Regions from separate parts of the Homo sapiens genome. Here region 2 is linked to region 1. Evidence: chromatin loops called from intact Hi-C (ENCODE). Cell type or tissue: dorsolateral prefrontal cortex. All regions are shown on one strand. Links, peaks and the distances in the headings refer to the core of each region. The heading gives the core; the rest is flanking DNA. Region 1 has its middle 12 kb from the start of TMEM243. Region 2 overlaps ELAPOR2 (endosome-lysosome associated apoptosis and autophagy regulator family member 2).

Region 1 (5,384 bases), core at 290-5,289:
CCAGCTAATTGAGAGGCTGAGGTGGGAGTATCAGCTGAGCCTGGAAGGTCGAGGCCTGTTGTGATCTCATCACTGCACTGCAGCCTGGGCAACAGAGTGAGACCCTGCCTCAAAAAAAAAAAAAAAAAAAAACAACAAAGTTCTTCATCTTTTGGGAATATACATATATTTTAAATTTAAAATGGGGTCCAGTTCAATATTTGTTTCTGCCACTGCAACTTAAATTTTCTAAGAGTAAAGATTGGATCATAATTCTTGGAGTTGTAACTATAAATGAATGAAATTGTCTTGCTCATGTAACTTGCCAACAGGTTCTAAGGTGAATACAAAAGAAGACTTTCAAGAGGGTGAGTGAGTGAATGAATGTAGCAATTTGATTTAGGTGTATAGTCTAAGGATGACATTGAAGTATGACACTAATGTTCTGGGGTCTATTAAAAATTCAGTGTTCTTATTTTATAGGTAGGTTTTATACTATACAGATGATAGGTTTCCTATTCTGTATGCAATCGTTCTCTTAGAACACTTTTCACTTTTGAACAAGTGGTTTTTCTAGGGGCTGTGAACAGGAGAAAACTTTGTCAACATTAACAGATTCTTGAAACATTTTTAATGAAGGGAAAAGCAGTTCCCAGTAGAACAATTGTAGTTTCCTAGGGCTGCTGAAACAAATTACCACAAACTAGTGGCTTCAAACAACAGACATTTATTTATTCTCTCACAGTTCTGCAGGTCAGAAGTCTGAAATCAAAGTGTAGTCATGGTTGTTTTCTTCAGGAAGTTCTGAGGGATAATCCTTTCCATGCTCCAATCTCAACCCCATTTTCACATGGCCTTCTCTGTGTGTCTCTATATGGTCACCTACTCTTAAAAGGGCACTAATCATTGGACTTAGGGACCACCCCAATCCAAGATGATTTCCTCTCGAGATCGTTAACTACACCTGCAAAGAGCCTTCTCTCCAAATACGTTCACTGTCTTACTCAGGTCAGGCTGGTATAACAAATAACATAAATCGGGTGGCTTAAACAATGAACATTTATTCCTCACAGTTCTGGGAGCTGGAAGTCCAAGATCAGGGTACCAGTATGGTTGGGTTCTGGTGAGGGACTTATTCCTGGCTTGCAGATTGCTGCCTCTGGCTCTATCCTCATGTGGGAGAGAGACCGAGATAATATCTTTCATGTATTTTCTTATAAGGGTACTAATCCCATTCAAGAAGGTTCTACCCTCATGATCTAATTACCTCCTAAAGGCCCCACTTTCAAATACCATCACATTGGGGATAGGGCTTCAACTTATAAATTTGGGAAGGACATAAACATTCAATCCAGAGCAGTTGACAAAGATTCTCTGCTTGGCCAAACTTTAGTCAGGCTCCTGACACTTCTCCTAGGCTCATCTGTGCACTTCCTTGTAAAATCCAGTTGTAGAAGAGAACTCTGCTAGGTCAGGATAGCTAAAAGCCCCTACATATCTGATCATGCTCTGTAGCTGATCGGGTTCCTCATCCTCCATCATTCCCCAGGTGATGTCTGATCACCCTGGTGTGTCTTCAGCAAGGACACCGGTTTAACCAGAATGCCCATCTGATATTTCCTTTTAGTAATTTTCCATGCACTGAGTCCCACCTTACTCCTTGGCTATAAATTCCCACTTGCCTATTCTGTATTCAGAGTTGAGCCAAATCTCTCTCTGCTGCTGCAAGACCCCATTGTAGCAGTCCCTATACCAATCATGATGTTTCTGGATAAAGTTTTCCATGCTGTGCTTTAACAAGTGTCACTGATTTTTTTTTTAACACAATTACAGCCACAGGTTTTAGGTGGACATATCTTTTGGGAGGCCACAATTCAACCCATTACAGGAGGCAACAGAAGACATGTAGGCAGGAGAAGTTAATTACATTAGATATTCAGAGTTTCTGGTTATCTCTTTCTTTAGAGTCTGAGGTGGAAAAACACCATGTTGGGTGGTAGAGATGAAATTTCTTCCTTTGTATATTCTGAGACTTAATACCTTTTCCCTAATCTATTTATTTTCCTAATCTATTTCAGTAACAGATGTCTTCAGTGCAGGGATTGTCAAGGAACTCAGCCAAGGGATAGTGGTGCCAATGTTTTCACTGGGGAGAATGCAAATGACTGTCTAAGAAGGAAAAATGTGTACTGTTGGAAGGGCAGATTGCAAGACAATTTCTTTGTCCTGGTTGCTATTTATTTGCTTTTTCCTTCTCAATCTTGATGTTTTTCTTTAGGAAAAAATAAAGCCTCTCAAAACTTCTTCCTTGGAGAGAGAAACAAATTAGACAAACTTATTCTGTGATGTTCTGTTTATTTTATCTAAAATGTCAGAAGTCATGATGACAAAATGTTTTCATTCTTGTTTTTGTTTGATTAATTTTTCTGCATTATTTATTTGTTTATTTTTAAAGAAAATGTCACAGGATCCTTGAGTTGTCACTTTGCCAGCTGGAAACCTCTGTGGCCAGCGGCGCCTTCTGCCTGAGTATTGCTGGCACTGCTGGGCTTGTTCTGCCCCCTTGGCCTGGCAGGCTGCTCTTGGCTGGCACTACTGGCCCACATCCCACAACTGCCAAAGGCGAGCCAGGTGCGGAGCAGCGAGTGGTGTGTGGGTAAGCAAGCATGGGGTCTGGCCACCATGCACAGCCAGACACGCTGGCTGCTGCAGTTGGCTGGCGGCTCCATGAGAGGTTGTGGCTGGACCAGATGTACAATATACAGCTTCCACTGTGGGCACCTGTGTCTGGACAAGGGGAATGCTGTGGCACCCAGAAGCTTGGAGACACTAGGAACTGGAGAGTCCCAAAGAGGGTGTCACAGCCCTGGCTCAGGGAGCACCCTAGGTCTGGGGTTCCCGAAGGGCCACAGCTCTTCTCCTTCTCATCCTAGGCAACATGGTGAGTGGGGATGGGGGCATATTTCAGCCCTGTTTGTGTTACAGCGCTTTCAGTCCCGCCATTCAGTCCCTCTCGAGTTCTTGTCCCATGTACAGGAAGAATGAGGTGCACAGACAATTGGAGGGTGAGCAAGGCAGAGAGGAGCTTCTTGAGCAACAGAACAGCTCTCAGGAGACCCGAAGTGGGTAGCAGCTCCTTTCTGCAGGCAGGTTGTCTGGACATCTGTCCAGCTCTCAGTGGAGAGAAGACCCAGAGTGGCTAGCTCCTTTCTGCTGGCAGGTTGTCCTGACATCTGCGTAGCCCTCAGCAGAGAGGAGATCTAGACTGGGTAGCTCCTATCCACAGGCAGGTCATCCTGATGTCTGTTCAGCTCTCAGCAGAGAGGTGATCCACAGTGGGTAGCTCCATTCCTCTGGCAGGTCACCCCAAGGTGTGTCCAGCTCTCACTCCAGTTGGCTGACTCCACTGGAACTGACAGCCCAGCCCTCATGCTTCAGGCCATCCTTGACTTGAAGGTGGGGCTTCACTGGGGACCACCCCTTTCCACACAGGAGCCTGTCTGCCTCCTGCCTTCATCAATCATGTTGTCCACAGCACCCAGTCTGTTTGTGAGGAGGGCAGCCTCCAGGCCTCTTCCGAGCTCCCCTCAGTGGCCCCCATCAGCCTCCCTCCCATGCTGGTAGGCACCCAAAGTCTAGAGGGGGCCAAGGTGGCAGGGGGCTGGCATGTTAGCACCACCCTGAGTGCACACACACCTGGTTGGGTCATGACAGTGCCTGGGCTGGGCCTCAACTTTGCTCCAAAATCAGAGAGGGTGCCAGGAGGAGGGCGAGGCCAGGCAGCAGGAGCAGGCACTTCCCAGCCTGTGGGGGAAGGAGTCTTCCTTGGTCCCCAAGAGTTCAGAGATGCCCAGGTCCACAGCTGCAGCTGGGCAGCTGCAGCTGCACCCAGGAGGGCAGGGCTCCTGCCCCACCAATTCAGAAAGGGGCTGGGCTCCCACTAGTTACCTGCAGACTGATAACCTCCCCTGCTGCAGTAGACGTCTTTGCAGTGGGTGCACCAGATTGGCTGCCTTTGCCATCAACAAGGTCTTACTCTGTTACCCAGGCTAGAATGAAGTGGTGTGATCATAGCTCACTTGAACTCATGGGTTCAAGTGATTCTCCCACCTTAGCCTCCCAAGTAGCCAAGGCTTTAGGTGCGCATCACCATGCCTAGTTAATGGGGTCTCCCTATGTTGCCCAGGTGGTCTCAAGCACTTGGGCTCAAGGTGGGGTCTCCCTATGTTGTCCAGGCTGGTCTCAAACACTTGGGCTCAAGTGATCCTCCTGCCTTGGCCTTCCAAAGCACTGGGATTATAGGGATGCACCACCACACCCTGCCCATATTTGTACACTTGAAAGGTTAAATTGATATATTGCCCATTATTAGAAAAAGATGTCATAGATATGTTAAGCAATATTATTAACTTCTTCAGATATTTATTTTTCACTGTGAAGCTGGATGTTTAAGCAATAAGATTGTATTTCTGTCTAGTCTTCCTAAAAAAATTAGAGTGGCATTATTCTAAGAAAAGAAGTGTTACTACCCCCACTGTTATGTCTATTTAGAGAACAACTTAAATAGTATGGGAAAGTCACCTACATCAAGGCTGGCAGGTTTAAGCTTGAGTGTGTACAGTGTTTGTGTCGTGCTGTGTTTAAAATTATCACAGAGAAAATACCTTTGTGAAAAAGACTTTAAACCACCACTCCGTCTAAAACATAAAGGCCAATAATATCATTACATGAAAAACAGCTATAACTGTCCTGCATCTGTGAACTACATTTACATTTATTTTGTTTTTTCTTTCTCCCCTTTAATGTTAGGCCTCTCTCTTGTGGTGAAACAGTCACATGATGTCAGTCTCAGAGAGGTTTGAAAAACTATTCCATTGTGCCCATTTTACAATGAAGAAATGGAAACTCCTAAGGCTAAATGAATAACTGAAAAAAAAAAAAACAGCCAGGGTATGGTACACACATTTCCTAAAGGTATGCCTGAATTTTAAATAATTTACTCAAAATTATTATCAGTAATATTCTAGATTTTGAATGAAATAATGAAATAACAACTGGTATTAGTTCCATTACTTTTTCCTAAGTTTTCTTAAGAAATATAGTTCAAAACCTGAAAAATTATTTACCTGTCCTTAAATATTTTCAAATTCCTGACTCATGAAATTAATTAGTTAAAAATAATACACATGTGAAAAATCCAAAAGTTATTGTAGGAACTTTAGGAAATTGTTTATCTGCTCAAGAATCTATTTGCTCATATTTGAGAGGATTGACTTAATGAATGTATTTCTCTAATTTCTCTGGGCAAATTTTACACTTTCAAATTGAGAACAGTGTTTCAGCAATGTATGCTGCTAGACCAGTGCTGCAGATTTTATCTGCTTCAGTAGCACTGCCAAGTCAAT
Region 2 (5,384 bases), core at 275-5,274, 320 kb after region 1:
CTGCCCATTTTGGCCTCCCAAAGTGCTGGGATTACAGGTGTGAGTCACCGCGCCCAACTAAAATTATCCTTAAACATAAAAGGAACAGTAGAGGCTGGCGTGATGGCTCAGTTCTGTAATCCCAGCACTTTGGGAAGCTGAGGTGGGTGGATTGTTTGAGCCCAGGTGTTTGAGAGCAGCCTGGGCAACATGGCAAAACCCCATCTCTACCCAAAAAAAAAAAAAAAAAAAAAAAAAAAAATTAGCTGGCCACAATGGCGCATGCCTTTAATCCTAGCTACTTTGAGCTACTTGGGAGCTTTAATCCTAGCTACATGATCATGCCACTACACTGCAGTCTGGGCAACAGGCCCTGTCTCAAAAACAAAACAAAGAAGACACCCCAAAATTCAACAGTAGAGGCTTGAACAACAAAGCTATCCCTTCCCTTGGTGCTTTTTATGGCCTATAGCAGTGATTCTTAAAGTGTGGACCCTGGACCAGCACCACCTGGGTCCCCTTGGAAATTGTTAGAAATGCACATTTCTGGGTCTCAGCTTAGTCTTACTGAATAAGAAACTCTGTGGTCACAGCAATCTGTATTTTAGCAAGCATTGTGGGTGGTTCTGAAATACTTTAGAGTTTAAGAACCAACAGCCTCTGAATACACTTCAAATTCTGTAACATGGCGTCTTTATGGCTCTTTCTTTCCCCAGCCTCTGTTTCCAAACCTGCTTTTATGACTCACCTTTCTTTAGTCACCTGAATTTGTTGGTATTAGTGGAACACTCTGTACTTTTTCATTCCCTATGTGTTGACACTCTAAGCTAGAATGACATTTTTCCTTTTGCTGTTTTGTCTGATGAACTCCAATCATACTTCAGTAGCAGCTCAAACTTCACCTTTTCTCAGAAGCTCTCTCTTACTCCTTTCAGTCAAGTTAGCCACTCTCTCCAGTGTGCTTCTAAAACCCTTTGAAAAATCCCTGCTTTAATTATGTGAACTTATTTATGTTTTTGTCTCTCCCACTTGACCAGGCATCCCTGAGAGTAGGGATCTTATGATATTTGTATTGAGGAATCAATCCTAGAGCTTTCAGCTTTTGGCAAAGTCTGCCATTTTCTTTCCTCTTTGTGTGATGATCTTCTCACAGGACTTTTGGAGATCTCAAACCAAATAATATATAAAATGCTTTGAATATCATGTAGTGCTTCACAAATGTAAGGTGATATTATGTGCACTAATGCATTAAATTTCAATTATTATAACCCATAATGATGTTTAATGAAGCACCATCAATATATTATGAACTGCTTTTTGGGAATGATGATTTCATTGTTTGGTTACATGAGGATTTCTATAATGTATGATGAGCATTTTCTGTTATTCCTATCTGTGGTGTGAACTCAGGATGTGTCTCTTTAGAGCATATTTGGTTACTTTATCACATGTTTGATTCCTGTATTATCAAAGGATGAAAAACAAAGAGACTTGTCTTGAGCTCATGAAACCTTATTGCCGGCATCCCAGATAACTAATGGAAGCCCATCCAAATTCCTAAGTGATCTATCAGGATTTCTGCCAGGAAAATTAGAAAATTCAGAGTTTAGGCTTGGTTTTCTTTTTATATAAATTAGATGTATGTTACATTATCTGGTCAACTTATTAATATTTGCTTTCCAGTCATGTTAATGACAGCATATCAGTTGGAATATCACAAATTTGTGTGATTTTAATATTATCTTGAATTTAGTTAAATAAATAATAAATAAAATATAAATTAAACCTTTTGGAAGTCAAGTATAAGCAAGAGAGGATTTCATGAACATTAAATAACATTCTGCTTAACATGCACTTGGATAAAGTCACCCTGGAACTTGCAAGTATAATTCAGGGGAACTTGGAATTCCTATGTAAGAGCTCCCTATCAGAATCTCTGAAGGAAAAAGATAAAAAATTTGAAGGCTTTCCATTCAATGATAACTTTAGAAGTTTATTGTAAGAAGTTTGAGGAGTTATGTTTCCTCTTCTAAGTATATATCCCAAGCCAGATCACACACATGAAACAAAAATAGAAAATAAAAACAAAAAAAACCCCAACCCTTAAACATATTATGATTTGAGACCTCTTTCAAGTTATATGAACAATGTGGTTGATATATTGTGATTACTGAGTGAGGTGCCTGTGCAGACTTGAAGGCAAGTTTTAAGAGTTCTGGGATTACATGCTCTGTTTGTAAATAGTCATAAACTGTAATGGGTTTACTTTAAATATGAATACATTTGTAATATATACACAGGTATATTAATGTTGAGTTTGTGCTTTATTTGAATATAGTTTTTCCACTATATTTCAGGATATTAATAGAAAAAGTACAAATGTGGTAGAATCGTGGGGTGGAACCAAAGAAAAACAAGCTTACACCCATATCATCTTCAAGAATGCAACTTTTACATTTACATGGGCATTCCAGAGAACTAATCAGGGTCAAGATGTAAGTTCCAAGCACTTTTTTTTAAAATTTTAAACACACTAATGATGCCCCCTTGTGGAGATGCATACAAAGTGATAACTCAAATTTGGAAGAAAGGACTGCTTTTTAAAAAATATGGAATGAATAATCTGGTTATAGATTCAGTGGTATAAAATGATAATTTTTTATTTTTTGAGAGTAAGAATGTATGGAATAAAATAACAACATGTCTTTGAATTGTTCTTCACTCTGAACAAATACAGTTTTTGGAAACTTATGAGAAGGAAAATCTAATTTTGCAGTTCTCTAAAAATAACTTGTTTTTAAAGCTTTCTGAGGCTTTGTGAAGATGGGCAACTTTCTTCATCTTCATCTGAGTCATCTAATGTTTAAGAGCCATTAACTAGTGTCATTTTATTTTTTTGTTACAGTAATATTTCCTTTTACAGCCTGGAGAATGTGTATGTACCCACCATTGAGTTAACACACAAAATCATTTCCTTTCTTTTATTTTCCCTGCCAGAATAGACCTATTCCTCCCCTAAGTATATCCATTGTACCATATGTTTCAATAGTAGCAGGACTTATTTTGTGGATCTCTATAGATGTAACCTTCCCAAGGTGAGAACAAGATAAACCACTTGTTCAAAAGTGGCCGTAATGCTATGGTGGCAATGTATGGCATTTTCTCTTCTTCTCTTCAGGCTTTCAGTGGGGAATAAATTCCCCAGATTGTACTTGACTCCAGTTATTCCTTATGAAGGTTAAGATAACCATCCTGTGGGGCGTGAACATGCTGTGGAATCTTTCCTTGCCTTCCATTTATCTTTGTCCCAGACAAAAAGCATTAAGTAGTCTGGAGTAACACTGCTCTGTACCGATAGAGTGACGCCAACTGCTTAATTAAAACCAGACCTTAAAGTGACTCAGTGTTACAAGGAGGAAAAACATAATAAGACCCAGGTTTTTGCTCTCTAGTCCACATCTTTTCTGTATGTTGATTAGGGAAAGGACTGGAGAAGGAAAGGAAGACTCAATGAAATGGTGTGATTGCATTGATTTAGCACAGTTAATGTTTGTGTATGACTAGAGGTCCTAGTCTTCCAAGATTTTCTCATCCCCATTCCAAGGCATTTCTACCCTGCCGCACTTTCAACCTCCTATTGTATCATTTGATTTAGGCTAAGATGTGAATAAATGATGATGGGAGATAAAAACTGTTCCTCTCTTAAACTATACTAGTTCTTCTAGATATGAGGTCTATAATTGCATCCTAATTTATACTAATTGTGACAGATCTCACAGTAATTGTGGCAAAACTCCTGGAACTATATTATTGCAGAAATTAGTTTCTAGTATCAAGATTTAAGATTTTTTAAAAGAAGAACCAAATAGCAGTGATATTAATCTATTGTCAATTACAAACTATTAGGCTGGAACACTCTATTTAGTTATTTTGATGATGTCAACAGAAGACATAATCTGGTTGTACAACTAAGCCCCAAGGCAGAAGTCATTACTTTATGCTCTTTTTTTTAGAATAGACGGTTCATCAATGACATGGTGAAGATTTATTCTATCACAGCCACTAATGCAGTTGATGGGGTGGCGTCCTCATGCCGTGCCTGTGCCCTCGGTTCTGAACAGTCGGGTTCATCGTGTGTCCCCTGCCCTCCAGGCCACTACATTGAGAAAGAAACCAACCAGTGCAAGGAATGTCCACCTGACACCTACCTGTCCATACATCAGGTCTATGGCAAAGAGGCTTGTATTCCATGCGGGCCTGGGAGTAAAAACAATCAGGTAAGTGGGTCTGCATTTCAGGTATCCCCATGAAAGCACATTTTAATAGAGAAATTCAAGCGTTCTCCTTAATGTTTCTCTGGGAGCTATGAGGTTGCTATTTATTCTGAAATAAGACTTTCTACTTACCATTTCTGTTTTCTCCCTTCTTGCGTTTATTAAACACTTACTGTATGCTATGAAAGTACTAGTTACTGGTGACATAAAATATTAAAAGCTCCCAAATAAGAATGCTTTTCCAAAATATTAAAACTGATTTCTTGTGTATTGTTTAGGTACAGCAAATAAACTACCTATCTATAGGCTGGCTATAGCAGTCATCTGGGAACAGCTAGTGTTTCTTATAATTTTGAATGGCAAAGATTGATGCCATATTATGAGTGAAGGACAAAGCACTTTTACTGTCTGTTTAAATTTACGTAACAGAATTTTGGCTATTTCTTAAAATACCTTTCTACAAGGAACAAACTTGAGGATAACTTTACTCTGTCTTTAAAAGATTCTGAATTTTCTGAACTTTGTTTAGAAAAATCTAGTTAGAGTTTAGAAATTCTTTATATTAGTATGGTAAAGTATATTATAGCTAAGACTAAATTACTGGAATAGTTTTTATACCTAGAACTTTTTTCAAACACATTTTAGTAGCAGCTAATATTTTCTTTCCTGCTATATTGTTTCTTTATCTTTAATCAAAGGACCATTCGGTTTGCTATAGTGACTGCTTTTTCTACCATGAAAAAGAAAATCAGAGTTTGCACTATGACTTTAGCAACCTCAGCAGTGTGGGCTCATTAATGAATGGCCCCAGCTTCACCTCCAAAGGAACAAAATACTTCCATTTCTTCAATATCAGTTTATGTGGGCATGAGGTGAGTTCTGGCTGTCAAGGTGAGATGGACCTATATTTCAGCTCCGATCAAGTTGATATTTTCTGTGTTAATGGACCAATAAATTCTCTATGGATATCAACCAAGTGTCAGAAACTGAGGTTTGATTGCTTAGATCCTCTATTGCTGCCTAGAATATTGGCAGATTTCTCCACCAGGGGCAACCTTGTCTGGTTCTCAGTGTATCAAATCACTTATGCAGTCAGTTGAAACCTGAAGCTTGGAGCTATGGTGTAAGTGC

What was found. Hi-C counts contacts between places; a loop is a spot of excess contacts. Peaks named below come from ENCODE experiments on the same cell type or tissue, not always from the same donor. Only the 100,000 strongest peaks of a DNase experiment are listed, where the experiment ranks them.
Region 2: a loop joins it to region 1, with 4 times the contacts of the local background. A loop is called at or near these places in 65 of 110 quality-filtered maps.

What each region holds. Positions count from the first base shown.
Region 1 is chr7:87,228,648-87,234,031 of GRCh38, reverse strand. No RefSeq gene overlaps it. Among named protein-coding and RNA genes, the nearest start is that of TMEM243, 12 kb to the right of the region's middle. In dorsolateral prefrontal cortex, for the core only: no CTCF peak of the experiment used is centred there; a DNase peak (open chromatin) is centred at 2,571.
Region 2 is chr7:86,911,813-86,917,196 of GRCh38, reverse strand. ELAPOR2 (endosome-lysosome associated apoptosis and autophagy regulator family member 2) reads left to right here. Exons shown (of 22, transcript NM_001142749.3): 13 at 2,337-2,474; 14 at 3,993-4,256; 15 at 4,952-5,125. Among named protein-coding and RNA genes, the nearest start is that of GRM3-AS1, 110 kb to the right of the region's middle. In dorsolateral prefrontal cortex, for the core only: a CTCF peak has its summit at 2,518 (motif pointing left); no DNase peak of the experiment used is centred there.